2 separate regions of the Homo sapiens genome follow, and region 2 is linked to region 1. The links are chromatin loops, found by intact Hi-C in ENCODE. Cell type or tissue: PC-9. All regions are shown on one strand. Each heading gives the region's core, and the rest is flanking DNA. Links, peaks and the distances in the headings are about the cores only.

Evidence for each region. Peaks named below come from ENCODE experiments on the same cell type or tissue, not always from the same donor. Only the 100,000 strongest peaks of a DNase experiment are listed, where the experiment ranks them.
Region 2: it touches region 1 in a loop (3-fold over the local background); 8 of 110 quality-filtered maps call a loop at or near these places.

Annotation. Positions count from the first base shown.
Region 1 is chr5:148,130,605-148,133,533 of GRCh38, reverse strand. SPINK5 (serine peptidase inhibitor Kazal type 5) reads right to left here. Exons shown (of 33, transcript NM_006846.4): 31 at 2,145-2,275. Among named protein-coding and RNA genes, the nearest start is that of SPINK14, 36 kb to the left of the region's middle. In PC-9, for the core only: no CTCF peak of the experiment used is centred there; no DNase peak of the experiment used is centred there.
Region 2 is chr5:147,856,046-147,858,974 of GRCh38, reverse strand. No RefSeq gene overlaps it. Among named protein-coding and RNA genes, the nearest start is that of SCGB3A2, 21 kb to the left of the region's middle. In PC-9, for the core only: a CTCF peak has its summit at 1,233 (motif pointing left); no DNase peak of the experiment used is centred there.

The DNA of each region.
Region 1 (2,929 bases), core at 37-2,536:
CTTGGAGATCATCTGGTCTAAAGGTGATCTCGCATTTATAGATGCGAGAATCAGATCCCAGAGAGATGTTTGACTATATTGAGTACCAATAATACGACCTGGGGAAAAATATAACAAGACACAAATGATACAGTCTGAGTTTTGTAGTTGGAATGAATCTTAAGGAGTACGAATTTTAATGCCTCTCACTGGAGAAATATTATGAATCAGACATGTACTTGTTTGCCTCTGGTAATGGGAAACTCATTATCTATCAAGGCAGTGCAATTTGTCTTTTAGCATTGCTTAAATTGAAATTGCTCTCATATAACTTTCTCTAAAACCTTAGAAATGAATATTGTTTCCTTTTGCCTCAGATAACCTGATCCTTCTTTATAATATCTACTCCCAGCTCCCTTAGCTAAACAAACTATCCTGAGGTATGCTTTCTTAATATTTTCATCATTTCAGTTTCTTATGCTAAATTTCCCTTAAAAAGATCACTTGTTATGGGTCTATAAAGTTGATGAAAATGTTGAAGAAAATTATATGGATAATTTAGGCCCTGACATTTATAAGAAAGAGGAATTAAAGGATTTCTGGGCTGGAGATAAGGTATATATAGTAATGGAATTCCTGGACAGTTATATTTATTCCTTAAACGGGAATTTCTTAATTCTTAAAAACCTATAAGGTCTACAGATGAATTTCAAGTACTCCACGAGCCTATGAATATTATGTGTGTGGATTGTTCATATCACATTTTTTTAAATTTTCTTGAAAGGAGTAACTTTCTTCATATTATCTAAGGAATCTTTGGTCTTTGACAATTTAAGGAACTACTGTCTTAGAAATAACAGTAGTTTAGTGGAGAAAAAAGAAAACTGTATTTAGATCCAAATCAATAAGGTCAAAATCCTGTCTGATTTACTCCCTAGCTTTGTAACTTTAAACAAATTACCTGGACTCTCTGAGCCTCAGATTAACCTTCTGAACAATAAAGATAATAACATTCCATAGCAGGTTGCAGGGATTCAGTGACTGAAATCTGAAAGTGCCTTATCTACCATACCTTACCTATAGATGAAGTATACCTACCATACCATACCTACCATACCTTACCTATATCTACCATACCTTACCTAAAAGATGAATTCTTTTAAATATTTTTCCAGGATTAAAAAGCAGGATATCAGGGAGTCCTATCCTCATGTTCTGGGCCTTGCTTATAGTGTCCTAAGAAGGATAAAGTAGTACTACAATGTAGGTCTGGGGTCAGGTGAGATGGGAAAACCAAGGTTTGTCACCATTCTCTCCTTGAAAGCTGGCCAAATGGTGGCCAGGAGAAGGGAAGGGATGCATATAGAGACAAGGGGAAATTATTTAAAAATTATTTTAAAATTCAGACAGCATTTGAGCAGAGTAGCAACAACAAAACTAAAGCCAATAATAAGAGTATTAAAATGAATCCCTTGTATTTAACTTAAGATAAAAATATTTTCATATCTAGCAGTTCTTTTCAATCATCTGTGAAGTCAGCAGCTCAGAGAACTGTCTCCATTTCTCCAATGAAGGGAGTGAGATTCAGAATCATGAAATAATATGCCTCCAGATACCCAGATAGTCATAAATATGAGAGCAGACATCAGATCAGCTATTTATTTATTGGGCTTTCTTTTGTACAGTGCACTTTCCTTTTGCAAGGTACTACTTCTTTCAAGAGGCAGGGTTAAAGAAATGGGGAATATGTAGCTATATTATAGTCACAGGACCTTTTAGATATAATACACTGGGCTGGGTTATATAGCAGTAGTTCTCTACTGTTTTTCTCCACTACACACAGAATGAATGATGTTCACACTCCCATGACTGTACACAGGATTATACCAATATTCTGCAATTGTAACTCCACTATTTTTTTTCTTTCTCTTCTTCTCAGTAGAGCATATAACAATGTAGGTAAGCAATTTACCAAAGGAATAGCCTTAAATCTTTTCTATTTTACATATAAGAAAGATAATTCACAAATTTTGAATTTTTAACTTCTATGATGAATAAATTACTTGCAACACATTTCGAATTTATATCAGTGCATTACTATGGGTTAACACTCTAGCTGAGAAATTCTAAACTGGAAGATATGATGGGGCAACTTGAATACTTACAGGTTTTCATGACAGAGCATGCAAGGATTGTTGTAGGTTTGGCCATCGTCACCACAGACAGGCTTTAAATCCTTTGGACAAAGATAACCTATCCTGGGCAATACTCGGTAGTCTTTGCACATCTCAGAATCCTGAAGAAGCAAAAAATAAAGCAGACGTACTTTATGGCATTCAAGAAGAGGGGTGGGCTTAAGAAAACCTCTTGAGTTCCTTAATCCAACTTGAATAAATGGTTGTAAAAGGAGTGTGATATATGTTATTCAAACTCAAAGATTGATTTTGCACCATATGAGGTGGATTTAACTTCCTGTATTTGGCAATTTTTAACTTGACAAGGTAAGTAAACAAAGAAACAAGGAGTAGCAAAGCAATAAGAAAGCAAATATCCTTTATAATATGTGACACAATTACCTGCCCATAAGAAGAAATCTAGAATGATAGGCATGCCAGAAATAATATTCGCCTTTTTAAGTGAAGGTATTGGTTATATACAGCCTAGAAAGGAAAGACTCAGAGGTAAATACTCATAAATTGCATGAGTTTTTGAGTCCTAGCTCTACCACTAACTAGAGAAGTAACTTATCTAACTTTTCTCAGCCTTAATTTTCTCACCAGAAAATCATAAATAATAGTAGTCCTTACTTTATATTACTGCTTGAAGGGATTAAAACAGATAATGCATGTAAGTTCATGCTTAACGCAGTATCTGTCACATACTAAGTGTTCAGTAAATTTTAGTTGTTAGTATGTTTTCCACGGTAAAAAACATATGTATATTTTCCATG
Region 2 (2,929 bases), core at 254-2,753, 270 kb after region 1:
TGTTTCATTGATTGATGTTTACTGGGGCACTGGGATGGCTGGAGAGCCAGAATACTGGCATTTTGTGATTGGCTTTGGCTATGAGCTCAGTGGAGGCAGTTTGCAAAGCATCTGGTAATTCATGAGTTCCAGGAAAATGCATTCCAAGATATGAAAATTAAAACCCTAGATGTCCTAATGTTTAGCCTCAAAAGACACATGGCATCTCTTCAGCCACATTCTATTATTCAAATGAAGCCATAGGACGTGCCCAGTGCCAAGAGGAGAGAAAATAAACTCTACTTCTTGGTAGGAGGAATTGCAAAGAATGTGTGGTCATATTTAATTCACAACAAACCCATAATAAGAAGATTATCCAGGCTTTTGAAGGATCATATGAGAGACAGTTAATAAACTTGGTGACACCAGCCTGGAGAGAAGATAAACCAAGAAACCCTTAAGAGATTGTTCAGATATTTGGAGGGCTATCATCATGAAGCAAAAATAGATATGAATTTAGGATTGAATTTGAGAGGTTTTTGAAATGTGACTACAAATTACAAGAAAATAAAGTTTAATGGCTCCATACTGAATCCTACAAATAAAGGTTAGCTAATACCAAATTTACTGTGGAAAAGGCTCTTGTAATAGATAAGAATAGATGAGATTATCTTCATTACACTTTCCAAGTCTATGAGGTTGGTGCAAAGGTAATTAATTTTGCACCATAATATCATCATATGACTCCAACAGCCTCCTTAACCTAAGATTTAATTCAAGAAGAAGACACTTAAAACTGCAATAAACAAAGCACTTTAAACCTTATTAAGCTTCTCACATATCATTTCTGGGACTCTATCACAAAAAGTATCAAATTCAATAAATGTTGATGCACACATTATTTTCCCCCATGGGTCTCAATATTTTAAGGTTTTGACTGTCAAATCTATAATAATCTAAGTCAAAAGTACAGCTACTTAAGCCTCAACACTAATTAAAATATTTAAAACATTTCTTTTTTTGAAATGTTTAAAATCATTCACAATGCTTCAATATTTTAAAGAGTTACACTATCACAGGTCCTGAGATCTGGAATCTTTGGAATGACAATATGGATTAGATTATGTCTGATATGACTTCAGCTTCATTTTCTTTCTTTCAGGGTGGAATTATTAAAGTTCAAACCATGGGAAACTATGAATGTTTGTGGAATGCGATGTTGAACAAGAGTAACTTTCAAAGTGGTGCACAAATGCCCTCTTGTGGCCATTTCCGGGATTGTGCTACAGTTTACAAAACAAAAGCAACCTAACAGGCAATGTTAGTGATGGCCATCTTTGTGCCACATCCTGTGCTAGAAGAAAATAATGAATTGAAAAAGGAAAAAAAATATATGTTTAAAGAGGAGGAAGAAATATTGTTTTTAGTTTTTGTTTTACTTCTCAGATGATAAGCCAGCTAAAAGAAATACTACCTCAAATGCTGCAGAAGGCTTAGGACCTTTTATATTGAATTTGGGGGTATGGAGAAACTCAGAGGCTTAGAAACTTTTATATTGGATTTGGGAATATGGAGAATTTAAGAGTAAAGACAAAGTACTCAAATTGGCTGATGTACCTTGAAGACCTGGAGGCCTCTAATCTTAGGAGATTTCATAGCATCCCCTAAATATTCAGCAGTATAGGGGGGATCATCAGGATCCTTCTGTCACACTAGGATTTTGATAAATCAACAGACATTTAGGTCGACACAGGCTGCTACTCAGCCCTCCTTGCATTCCTTAGTCCATGAGTGCCAACTCCAGAAATTCCAACATATTGTCATCAAAAATTGTGGAAAGCATTTAGAAAGGACAGAACTAAGTTTATGTCCTGGACAGAAACTTAGAAAGCAGCACTAATAATAAGATGTACAGGTCACATTTGGATGCCTAAGGTCAACCATTGTCACCTCCTCAACACAACCAGAAGTGTTTCCAAGAATCTCCAAAGTGGTGCCATAGCTAAATGTAATACTATTTAGGTCTTGCCTAGCACAGAGCAGAGCAGGTCTATCAGCTTCTTTGAAGAAGACATCAGAGTTTATTAATGGCCCCAGATCACATTAAGCTTTTTTAGTTCAGAGAATGGCTGCCAGAATCAAGTTCTAACACATCATAAACAATATTAAAATATCAGACTAACAAAAAGTAGCTTAAAAGAATAAAATTGTATTGGTGTGTGAATATGCATCAGACAAGCCTAGTACTGGCTTGGCCTAAGAGTATTTATTTGACCCCAAGTTTATTTTCATTTTACCTATTGGAATAATTACAAAACCTGCTACCATCTATTAACACAACTTTCCTATAAGGCTGTGCTTTAAAAGTTTATCTTTCTTCCATGGTCTTCTGCTGGAAGGTAGAAGAGTCAGAAGAGATAAGAGATAATAAATACTTAGGCATCTAAGTATTTACCAACATATTTTGTTTTTTAAGAGTTCTGGATGAAAGTTCAATTCAAAGATATATGACCCCTTGGGTGTGTAATCATGGCCATTATGATGATATAATGGAAGAGGCTTTGTACCAGAGTCCCTGCATATCCAAAAGGGATACATTCCAAGACCCCCAGTGGATGCCTGAAACCTCGAATAGTTCTGAACTTTATATATACTGTTTCTCCTACACATTCTTATCCATGATAATGTTTAATTTATAAATTAGGCACAGTAAAAGATTAACAACAACAGCTAATAATAAAATAGAGCAACTATAACAACGTACTGAAATAAAAGTTATCATGCACTGTGGCTGTAACTTTTGCAGCTTGAAGTGTGACAGAAAAACTAGCACAATTTTTTCTTCTTCATAGTTTCACAGATAAAGTATTTGTTCTTACTATAGATCTTAACCACTTCAGCATATTATTTTTTTCTTTCCTTATTAAGTCAAGAACTTTTATATTTTCAC